Regions from separate parts of the Mus musculus genome. Here region 2 is linked to region 1. A link is a loop called in an ENCODE intact Hi-C map of the cell type or tissue named here. Cell type or tissue: left cerebral cortex. All regions are shown on one strand. Each heading gives the region's core, and the rest is flanking DNA. Links, peaks and the distances in the headings are about the cores only.

What was found. A loop is a pair of places that touch in the nucleus more often than their neighbours do. Peaks named below come from ENCODE experiments on the same cell type or tissue, not always from the same donor. Only the 100,000 strongest peaks of a DNase experiment are listed, where the experiment ranks them.
Region 2: a loop joins it to region 1, with 2.1 times the contacts of the local background. A loop is called at or near these places in 1 of 42 quality-filtered maps.

The regions. Positions count from the first base shown.
Region 1 is chr11:84,510,222-84,515,797 of GRCm38, forward strand. It overlaps Aatf (apoptosis antagonizing transcription factor), which reads right to left and starts at 3,280. Exons shown (of 13, transcript NM_019816.1): 1 at 3,071-3,280; 2 at 1,920-2,108; 3 at 1,262-1,357; 4 at 1-196. The coding sequence starts at 3,161. In left cerebral cortex, for the core only: no CTCF peak of the experiment used is centred there; a DNase peak (open chromatin) is centred at 3,411; H3K4me3 peaks cover 1,697 bases; H3K27ac peaks cover 751 bases.
Region 2 is chr11:84,278,631-84,284,206 of GRCm38, forward strand. It overlaps Acaca (acetyl-Coenzyme A carboxylase alpha), which reads left to right. Exons shown (of 54, transcript NM_133360.2): 26 at 236-325; 27 at 1,762-1,880. Among named protein-coding and RNA genes, the nearest start is that of Acaca, 86 kb to the left of the region's middle. In left cerebral cortex, for the core only: a CTCF peak has its summit at 2,854; DNase peaks (open chromatin) are centred at 2,875 and 4,619.

The sequences.
Region 1 (5,576 bases), core at 452-5,451:
CCTTTTTCCACTTCCTCAGAAACTTTGACACTGGAGAAGGCTGCCACCACACCATCATCTTCACTGTTCCTGTCTTCTTCTCTGTCTTCCTCATCCTCACCTTCTAAGTCCTCCTCAACATCTTCTGAGAACTCTTCCAGGCCCAGGCCCTCTGAATCCCCATCTTCAGATCCTCCCTCATCAGATATTTTGTTGTCTAAATCATGAGGAAAAAAAAAATGGGGGAAAGGAGTTACCTAGAGAAAAATATCAGGCCACATCTTTCATTCCAGTTAATCTGTGGGAGCTTATATGACAGAACAATCATGTTATTGTGCTCTATTCAACTGCACAAACTTCCTACGTTTCTATCATCTCTAAAATGCTAAAGGAAAACAAACAAAGCATGAGTCCTGGTAGCCTGAAACACACTATGTAGACAAAGCCTGATAAGCTCCTCCAACTATATCAAGGACTGGATCATACATATCATAACCTGAATGACAGATCCTTGGATATTATCAGTAGATTCTCAACATAGCTCCACTGACCTCCCTAAAACAAATTGCATCCTCTCGATATCCATATCTAGAGACTTCTTCCACCTTGAGAAATGTACTACTGCTTAAAACTATAAGCTAGGGGGCTGGAGAGATGGCTCAGCGGTTAAGAACACTGACTGCTCTTCTGAAGGTCATGAGTTCAATTCCCAGCAACCATATGGTGGCTCACAACCATCCGTAACAAGATCTGGCGCCTTTTCTGGAGTGTCTGAGGACAGCTACAGTGTACTTACATATAATAAATAAATAAATCTTAAAAAAAAAAAAAAGTCACACTGTTTAAAAAAAAAAAAAAAAAAAAAACTATAAGCTAATTCTTTCTCGGGAAAGATTGGAAGCATTATGTTATCATTTACAATGACAAAAGGCCAGTTTCACGAGTAACTAATACACAGGAAATCAATAAAAGACCTGAAAAACAAAAAGAGTCAAAATATAAAACGCACCATGGGCATGTGAACTTTTTTAACCACACAGCTCTGTCAATACCCATTATGCTCTGCCCAGTTTCCCCCTCATTTCAGGGTGAGCCACTAACCTGAACTTGGTAACCTCGAGTGTTAGGTTTCTGTTTGTCTGTTTGTTTTTTAAGACAGGGTCTCAGGTGTAGCACATGCTAGTGCAGAACTTACTGTGTAGCTCAGGCTGGCCTTGAACTCCTGATTCCCCTGCTTCAGTCTCTCCTAATTCTGAGATAAAAGAACTATCCTCGCCCTCACCTTCTAAGTCTTCGTCAACATCTTCTGAGATCTCCTCCAGGCCCAGGCCCTCTGAATCCCCATCTTCAGATCCTCCCTCATCAGATGCTTCGTTATCTAAATTATAAGGGGAAAAAAGGGGAAAGGAGTTACCTAGAGAAAAATACCAGGCCACATCTTTCATTCCAGTTAATCTGTGGGAGCTTATATGACAGAACAAACATGTTATTGTGCTCTATTCAACTGCACGAACTCACTACGTTTCTATCATCTCTAAAACGCTAACAGGAAACAAAGCCTAACTGGGCTTTAGCATCCTTTTTTTTTTTAAAGAATTATTTATTTATTTTATGTTTATGTAGCTGTCTCCACACACACCGGAATAGGGCATCGGATCCCATTACAGATGGTTATGAGCCACCATGTGGTTGCTGGGAATCAAACTCAGGACCTCTGGAAGAGCAGTCAGTGCTCTTAACCACGGAGCCATCTCTCCAGCCCTTTAGCATCCTTTTTAAAGTAACATGCTGACCTCTAAGGCCCTTCCAAGTACCAATTCAATGGTCTCTCCTAAATTAAGTGGAGACCCACAGACTTCCAGAAAGAATCCAGAAACAAAACAGTTTAACCATACAGAACTAAGCCAAGAGAAGAGTTTGGGGTGAAAATGTCTACTCACCAGATGAACTTGGCAGAGCCTGCTCCCAATGGTCTTCTTTCCAAGCTTTCCTAGAAGTGGTCTTGCCAGAATACCTTTTGTCGGTGTCCAAGAGGGAGACTGGTGCCAACTTTCTAATGCTACTCACTGCCAGATCATCTTTCTCCTCTTCCCCTTCATCAAACCTGTCAATCACTCTGGCTCTAGTGGCTGTTGGGGAGGGAGAAAAATAGAATCTTAGGTTAGAAAAATACTTTAACAGGAACCCACTTAAGCCATTTCAACCCCACACCCCACCTTCCTGTACTAGGTGAGTACTCTTAGTACTGGGCTCCACCCCAGCCCTTGATTCATTGTGTCCTCTATAACATAACATAACTAACTTACAGGAATAGGGAGTTGACTTCTGGTTTCTAAGGAGACTGCTGTCATATTGCTATCTATTTCTAAACAGAGAGCTAACTCCCTGCAACTACTAGGAGACATGTTTTTATGCCTTGGAACTTATAAATCTAGGAACGTATAAATCTGATTCTTCCTTGCTTTTCCATGGTGTTTTTTATTGTTTTTCTTTTTCAGAGGTTCTGAAAATTAAATCCAGTGCATCAAGTGTTATCGGCTACATGCCCAGGGTCCTTAATTCTTCCTCAATATGTGACAGTCATTGGGTGCTATAGACACTCATGACACCCCTCCAGTTGTCTTTCTCACACCTCCCTGACCCAAGTCTAAAGCACAATTACTCCCAGCCGGTCTCAGAACAGGTTTATGAAGAATCAGTCTGTCATCAGAATGTGGACAAATGGCTTAAGGCCTAAATAAACATGGCTAAACAGCATCGGGTAATCATTTTCATTCTCATGAAGATTTTAGAAGCAGTCAGTTTCAAACACACAAAAACCTGAAACTCATCAGGCTTCTTTCTCCTTTCGAAGGTAATACCAAGAAAAGTGGCATCCTAAACTGCTGCCAGCCGGCTGCCTGCAACTCCCCGCCAGGGTCCTGATGTCCCGCCCACCCCCAGAGTCTAGAATGCTGGATTACTGCTCACGCCACCCTCCCAAGAGACAATTTTCCCCCAGCGAAAAGGGAAGGCGAGCAGGTCCAAGCACCAGCGGCCCTTGAAGTCGGAGCCACTGCTCTGCACGTGGTTAGCCCCAGTCAGGCCTCACCCTCCTCCGGGTCGGCCTCAGGATCCGCCTCACGCGGTCTCGGATTCAGCAACTGTTCCAGCTGCAGAGCCAAGGGCTGCGGCGCCGCCATGGTCACCAGGTCACTGCCGGCGCTGCGCTCGTGAACCTGCACTGCAGCCCGAGCCCCCCGGCCCGACACTCGCAGCAGTGGCGCTACGGCCCAGACTCTACTTGGCAACTCAAGGCGGAGACCTCGCGGAGGCGGCGTTTAGAATCCCAGTAGGCAACTTCCGGGAGGCGCGCGCGCGCCGGAGGGGCGGGGCGTCGCGTCACCACTGGGCTGCTAAGCTGAGACGCAGGCGCCCGAAACCGTGGCAGGGTTGCGAGCCGCCCGAACGCGCGTGCGCCGGAGGCCCCTCGGACGCGCGGCGCGGGAGCGCGCCGGAGCACGTGACCGCTTGGAGCGAGAAAGGTTGATTGTGCTCTGAGCTGCCAGGGTCCCCTAAGCACGAAATAACGCCTCGAGCTTTGTGCGAGCTTGGTTTAGGAATTAAGCGTAAAGTAGCTGTGGCTGCTGGTGGCTGGCTGGTTTGTGAAAGGGAGTGAAGGATAAGCCTCTCAAACCTCAGGTACACACTCGAGCAAGCACAGACCCGGGACTCAAAACGGGGCTTTTCTCAGGGTAGAGGAGCCTGCGGCCAGGCACACAGCTTCGGGCCAGGATCTGAGAGGCCTGCGTGTGTTAAGTGTGCGGCGAGGTGCGATCTTTATTGATAGAAATAATTAGGAATCGCGATGGTTGTACCACAAATCAAGATTGTTTCTGTAGCTTCTTGTACCCTCTTGCCTGGGCAATCACAGGGAGGGGCAGGGGGGTAGAATTACTCTACTACAGAAGCGTTGATATTAACAGCTTTTCTGTTCAAAGATGGAGTGACTCAGTCAGACCCCCGAAACTAGTGAAGATGGGAGAAGAGAAACCCTTCACTCAGTTCTGGTATTAGATGGCCAGACTCAAAATACACAAAGACCTTAATGTGATAAATGTAATTGCACCCAGGCCCATGAAGCTATGCCATCACTTTGCATTCGTTTTTCTTTTCATGGAGCATCCCTTGACGCCCACTACTGTGGCAAGCACTGCTAGATGAAATATAGGATGTGTAAGTTAGACTCTCTCTCCACACAGTGACCAGTCTAGAAGGGCAGGAAACATGAACTGCACCGAGGAATGACAAATTTGAGTGTAAAGTGGTCTGTCTATACTGATCTGTTGGAGGTCTTCCTCCATGGAGACCTAGAATCTACTATAACAGGAAAGCTGCCTCAGAAGAATCCAGAAAAAAAAAAAAAAGAAAAAACGACTTGAATAATAGACACTGTGTCCATGCCTGTTTGTATGTTAAGACAGTCTCTTGCCTCCTACACATCATGTAATTGAAGATGACCCTGAATTTCTTGACCCTCCTGTCTCCACTGGGATTAGAGACATGTGCCTGCCACTACACCCTGTTTATTTAGAGCTAGGGGCTGAACCCAGAGTGTTCTGTACACTAAGCAGGAGCTCTTCCAGTTCTAAGTCCCCAGGCCAGTGCCATTTTTTAAGTATACTCCAGGCCAGCTGGATCCCAAAGCCAGCAACGTAGGCAACTGGTAGCTCCCCAGTAGAATCCACTGGAAGACAATTCAGACACCCTCAGATTCAGGTAGATTTCCGAATTTAAGAAATTTAAGAGATTTCTACTTTCTTGTGGCATGTCTCATGTTCCTGTCCTAACTGGTCCTTGAGTGAAGATGACCAAGCCTAGACAATAGAAAAAAAAAAAGCAACTGTTTTAGGGTAAAGCCTTTCAGACGTGGAGAGCCAAAGAATGTCAGACTAGGCGAAGACTCAGGCGAAGAAAATTGCTGTATGGCTGAGAGTAGTTTAGAGAGCTTGTTCTTTAAGGTCCTCTCCGCTGCGCTTGCAGTCGAGTCTGTGTTAGAGCCTCCATAGCAAAACATGTTCTCTATGAGGTGCAGTAGCCTTGGGCACAGAGAACAAAAATGTTCTCCTACCCCACACTTAGTAAATTCTATTCTCCTAGATCCTCCTCCCTCATTATTTCAGGTGCTTAGAAACCTGCCCTTTAAGGTGAGGAGAACAGGGTGGAAAGAGAAAAGGAAGCAGGGCAGAGCCCACCTTGAAGCTGTTGTGCATACAGGACACTGTTGGCCTGTGTGAGGCAGATCTGAGCAAACAGTGTAAGGTACAGGTGCCCCGAGCCTGCTTACCAATGCTCCCTCTCCTGTCTGCTCCTGACTTGGGAACCCATTTTTTTTTTTTAGGAAGTAGTCACATATACCCCAACCACCACCCTCCCAATTGCTTTCCTACCCCAGGAATCTTCTTCCTGGAAGGGAGGACAGAGGAAGAATGGTAGAGCTTAAGATGCAATTAAGGGAAGTGAAGACATGAGCGAGGGAGAGACCACTCAAAGCTCAGGAGCTCCTTCTTTCTTGAATGGCAGGTAAAGGACTCCAGCGGGGAGTGCTACTGGACTTG
Region 2 (5,576 bases), core at 332-5,331, 230 kb before region 1:
TCCGAGAGGATAGTACTCATAAGCACATACATATATTGGCATATTATTGGTATATTTCAATAAACAGTTCTAACAGTTTTACGTGTCTAACCAATATAATCCTCAAGGCAGCCCTGTGGGACAAGGTGTTATGTTCTCCACAATAGCTCAGGAAGGAGAACCAGAACCATGATGCTCATTCACCAGCAGAATTCTTAGATCTTACTGAGAACGTCAATATCCTTTTGCCTTCCAGAAACTCATCCTCTCGGAAACATCTATTTTCGATGTCCTCCCAAACTTTTTTTACCACAGCAACCAGGTGGTGAGGATGGCAGCTCTGGAGGTGAGTGTTGGTGTGTCACACGGCCTTTCCATGGTTTTTATGTCTGTTCTGCTGTCAGTTCTTTTCTCTTCCTCTTTTCTTCTGAAATGCTGAATGCTCAGAGTCAGGTGCTTTAGCTGATGTTTTATCTGCATTCATTGCCAGCTTCTGGGTCAAATAATAGGGAAACGGCTGCCAGGTTTTCCAATAGTCTATTCTGTCCAGGTACTTGAATTTTTCCATTTTAGAAAGAGTTAAGACTCACAGTAGCATAAGTGAAAGCTGTATGGTTGATCCGCACATATTACCGTACCGTTTTGTTACTAGAGCCAAATATTAGTTCTGCCGTGAACTGCGGTTTGGGTGCTTTATGTTTTCATCTAACCCTACAGCTGCTTTATAAAGTTAAAAACAAGTAAGCAAACAAACACAAACGAGGCTGTGAGGTCAGGGGACTTGCCAAAGAAAACCACATATTAACCAGAGGAGTTTGCATTTGGTCAGCTTGACTCCAAAGACTTTTGCATCACAGCACACCACCTCATTAAACACAAAAATTGCAGACCCTGAATGATTTCTTAACATTGTCAAGTAGATATATTTTGAAAGCAGTAGGGAGATGTGTTTTCAATGATTTCATGTAATAGAAGATCACATAGTCTGTTGCTAGCTTTCTCAGATAATTTTTATTTGTATTCTGTGGGTAAAATGTAAAGTATCAGATATTTGAAATATCTTGGTGTTTTTCCAGGCTTTCATGTCGTCTAATACGACGCCTCCTTCTGTGCCTCTCATGCTGACAGAACCTCATGTAGCATTGCATGTGCTTGGCAAACTGAACATGAAGTTTGGGGTGGGGGGCTGCTGGGTTTTGCAGAGATGCAGTCTGTTGCAGTTTCTTTAAGTACTGAATCAGGTTAGTGAGTTTGAGTTGTTGTGTTACATTATGCCTCCTGCTTTTACATATGGTTGAGGATAGAAATGCTTCAATACTGACCTGGAGCAGTTAAGATGGGTGGAGGGGTATAAGATAGATAAAAAGTTGACCATGACAGTGATTTTCTGTTTTCCCTCTTAATTCCTCAATGTAGCCTGGAATCAGCACCTCTTACTTTTCTCACTAATCTTCTGTTGGAACCGTTATGCTAATAAATTAGTAGTTATGATTCTGTATGGTGTCTTTTGCTAAAGCTAAAACTGCCAGTGTTTAGGGTAATAGGAAAGGTTTGCCATGCCCCTGGGTATGCAGCGGTGCTGCCTTGTTTTCATTTTATTTTGCTGTAGTTAGAGTCATAGGTAAAACATTAAAACCCCAGCTTTAAGGGTCTTGCACCCTCTTACCTCACGGCAAACTGCCATCTCGGTAACAGATGTGTCTTTTCAAGACGTCCTTGGTGCAGCCATTGTCTTCATTTCTGTTTTCAAAGTGTATTTACTGAGGATTACTTTTTAACCAGGTGTATGTTCGAAGGGCTTACATTGCCTATGAACTCAACAGCGTACAACACCGCCAGCTTAAGGACAACACCTGTGTGGTGGAATTTCAGTTCATGCTGCCCACATCCCATCCAAACAGGTGAGTTGAGCTGGCACATGCACCTGAGCTAGCCAGTGACCTAGTAAGGTACAATTAAGAGGGGCACTAAATGCCAGTTCCTTGATACTTATAGCGAGAAATGTAGGTAAACAAATGGGCAGACTTGAATGAACCCTGAAGGAGGTGCTTCTTGATACCTATGTCTTCATCTGGGGAGATACAGTATGGTTTAGTTATGACAGATGGTCAGGGATATCTTGTTCATTCTTGCTTGTATAAGTAATTAAAGAACCTCCTCCCTCTCTCCCTCCCTCTTTTCTTTCCTACCTTCTTTTTATTCCTTCTCTTCTTTCCCCATGAGCGTTTGACTTGCCAGACCCTCCCTACCACTCCAAAATAAGGCAGTGGTTGAACAGGCAGCAACCTGTGTACAAGTTCTGCTTTGGCCTGCCCTTGTGCTGTCTGTGGGCTGGTCCACCTGACCAGTCTTTGCCTCCCGTAACACTGACACCTGAATTTAGCAGTTGGAATTTCATCAGCCATTTTTTAAAAGTCATACTTGAGAGCCAGACTTTTTGAATATAAATTAATGACTTAATTGGCCATCTAGTTCCATTATTTTTCTTTCCCTAAGTCCTTTAAAATGTGCATATTTAAATTTGTTTTGCTTTGGGTTTAAAATGAAAATAATTTATTTATATACTTATTAAAAATATTCTGTGGCAATGAAATTCCAAGAACTCCAAGCCATACATATGTTCATCCCATCCTGTATTTTTATTGTTTTTAGTAAGACCACAGGAAATAAAAATACCACAGCCAATCATACCCTGCTCCTCTCCATTTCTTCTTTATTGCCTTGGTCCTTCACTGGTGTTACAAACCACTATGTCTTTGGGGATCCTTCGTTATAGACATCAGAAATGGTTTTGTTCTGAATTGCCACTTCACCCAAAGCAATAGGGCCTTTCTGGAGACAAAGCAGTCTGTGCTGAGAGCGTTGGCCACTGGATGCCACTGTTGATCCAGCAGCGGTCGGCAGATGAACAGAGGCATCTTCAGGAAAAGTACGTCTCTTCTTTGTCTTAGATGATCCTTTCACTTTTCCACCTCAAAAAGTGTCTTGTGGCTGGCAGAGAAAAGCATATATCCTTGATTTAGCAAGCATCTCTCAGTACATTTTTGCCTCTGTGGATTTCAGAATCTCATTTTCTAGAAACGAATGGTTGTCCTTCATCGAACAGCGAAGTACTTGTGGCACATACGGGCTCCACATCAGGTCTTCTTTCTTTTCCTGCATTCCTTGAATAATTGTAGAGAACTACATGCTATACTTAATGCTTTGTAATTCTCAAGACAACCTCTCTTTTTTCCTGCTTTTCTCCTGCCTCTTTCCTGTGGCAGTGATTTGTAGTCAGCCTGCAGAGCTCCTCCTGACTTCCTTCCACATTGCTCCCCTGGTCTTTTGAATTGTTCTGACCCTATCTTACTTTTTACATTTATGTGTCTGTATCTGTGTGTGTAAAGACAACTTGCAGGAGTTGATCCTCTCCTTCCACCATGTAGATCTAGGAAATGAGCCTGGTCAGCCATCGTGCTTGGCTGGCAAATACCTTTATTGTCTGAGTCATCGCAGTAGCCACATCTTTTACAGTTTGAATCTGTATGTCTAGTTTCGAGAAAAAAGTTGACTAGAAATTGAAATGCTTAACTGTTTCATTTAGAAGCCATGCTCACCTTTCTACATAAAGGTGGTCAATCTTATTTTATCCTGACATGGATCCAAAATATTTTTGTCCCTCCCAACATCCATAATGTAAATACCCCTATGGATAAAGGTCAGATTTGAAAAGAAGTATAATCTATAGATCCTGATGTTTTTCTTGATCTTGTGGGTAATATTAAAGCTGCAGGAATGCCATCACTATTAATAGAAGTGGTATTTCTATACCTATGCAGGTAAAGATAAATGTAAAGTAAGGATAAATAATCTTTGTGAAAACCATAAAAACTGCTGGGAAGTGGCTTAGTCAGTAAAGCTCTTACCACACAAAGATGAGGACCCAAGCTTAGATCCCTAGCACCCACATTAAAGACAGGTACAGGGCATGCATTTGTAACCCCATGCTGAGGAGGAAGAGGCAGGCAAGCATGTGCACACACACACCCCAACCCTCAAGTCTATAAAATGTGTAAATTTTTTTAAGCTCTAAAGCCATTTTTAGTTTATGATCAGATGATAACATTCGATCATGGAAGGATATATTTAATTTCAACGAAAATCTTATTCAGAAAGTTACAGATTTGCTACTTGATTTAACATTGGGTAAGATTTTATATTTGCATATATATATATATATATATATATATTTATAATATTTGAAATTATAAACATATTCTGATACCAATTGATGTACTATAATTTAATTTTGATTTCTACCCAAAATCTGGTTTGATCAAAACTATCAGATAAGTGCTCACCCCCCCATGGAGCAGCCCCAGGCCGCCCACAGTTTTGTCCAGTGCTCTACAGAGCTGGTAGTCTCTACAGCTTCTCGTTGAATAAATAAGCTTCACAATTTTATTTGCAGTTCTATCAAATTTTTGTTTGTTGAACAGGCTCTCACTATGTAACTCAGGCTGCCTGCCCCTCCCCCCTCCAATTCACAGTCCTCCTGTCTCAGTCTTGTGCCTGCTAGGGTTATAGTGTGGCCATTGTGCTTTATTTTAGCTGTATTATAGAGAATATAGATCAGAACCAGGCAAATAAAACATATGGAGGGAAGTGTGGGAGGGCTTCAGATGCAGCTTCTTTGTTCTTTTTCTGCGGAATCCAGGCACGCCACATTCTCAGCACATCAATGTGTTCACTAGCCAGGAAACTCCAACAAGCTTGTGTCAGGTTTTTATCAAGGTTTCATTTCATAGGCACGATTGAGCAAATCATAGGCCACACGAATGTACTCAATCTCTCCTCCCCAGAGGTCAGGTTAGCATAAAGCCGTAACCCTCTAAGCACATAGTTGGTGTTTCTAGTGACTAGCTTCTATCTGGAGTCATGTGACCTCTTAGCATAAGCTCAGATAGGATGCATGAATAACAAAATACTCTCCCAGTGCTTGGGAAACTCCAAGGATTTGGAGTCTTTCTCCTGGCAGCTGAACAATGGCTGAAGACTTACAATAAACCTGGTCACCTTTTTAAAAAGCTTAGCTAATTTTTCTAGCCTCAATATTTTTCTTTCATTCTGTTTTAAGGATGGTTGGAATTATTTAAGGGGTACCTTGAAAATGCACGTATTGGTATCCTGCCTTCCAAATTCTGATTCATTTTGGATTAGGGTCCCGTCAGTGACTGTAAACTTCCTCTGATATTCAGCACTATGTAGTAGAATCTATTTCAAACCATATACATAATTTTAAATTTCCTGTTAGCTACATTTGAAAGTACAAAAAGAAACAATTTTAATAAGTCATTTAAACCAGTAGATGTGAAATATCTTTTAAATATATAATAAAAATTATGAATGTAATATTTTTTATTTTCTTATTCCTACTTAGCCCTTGAAATTCAGTTAATTTTACCCGGGTAGCATGTCTACCAGTAACATGTCTAATATTCATTCCCTAACTACATTCAGCTAGCTACTGCCATACTATTCAGCTCAAATCTAGACCAAAATTTAATTAGAACAATAATATTGAGTCCTTTTGTTACATTTATGGTATAGTCCCT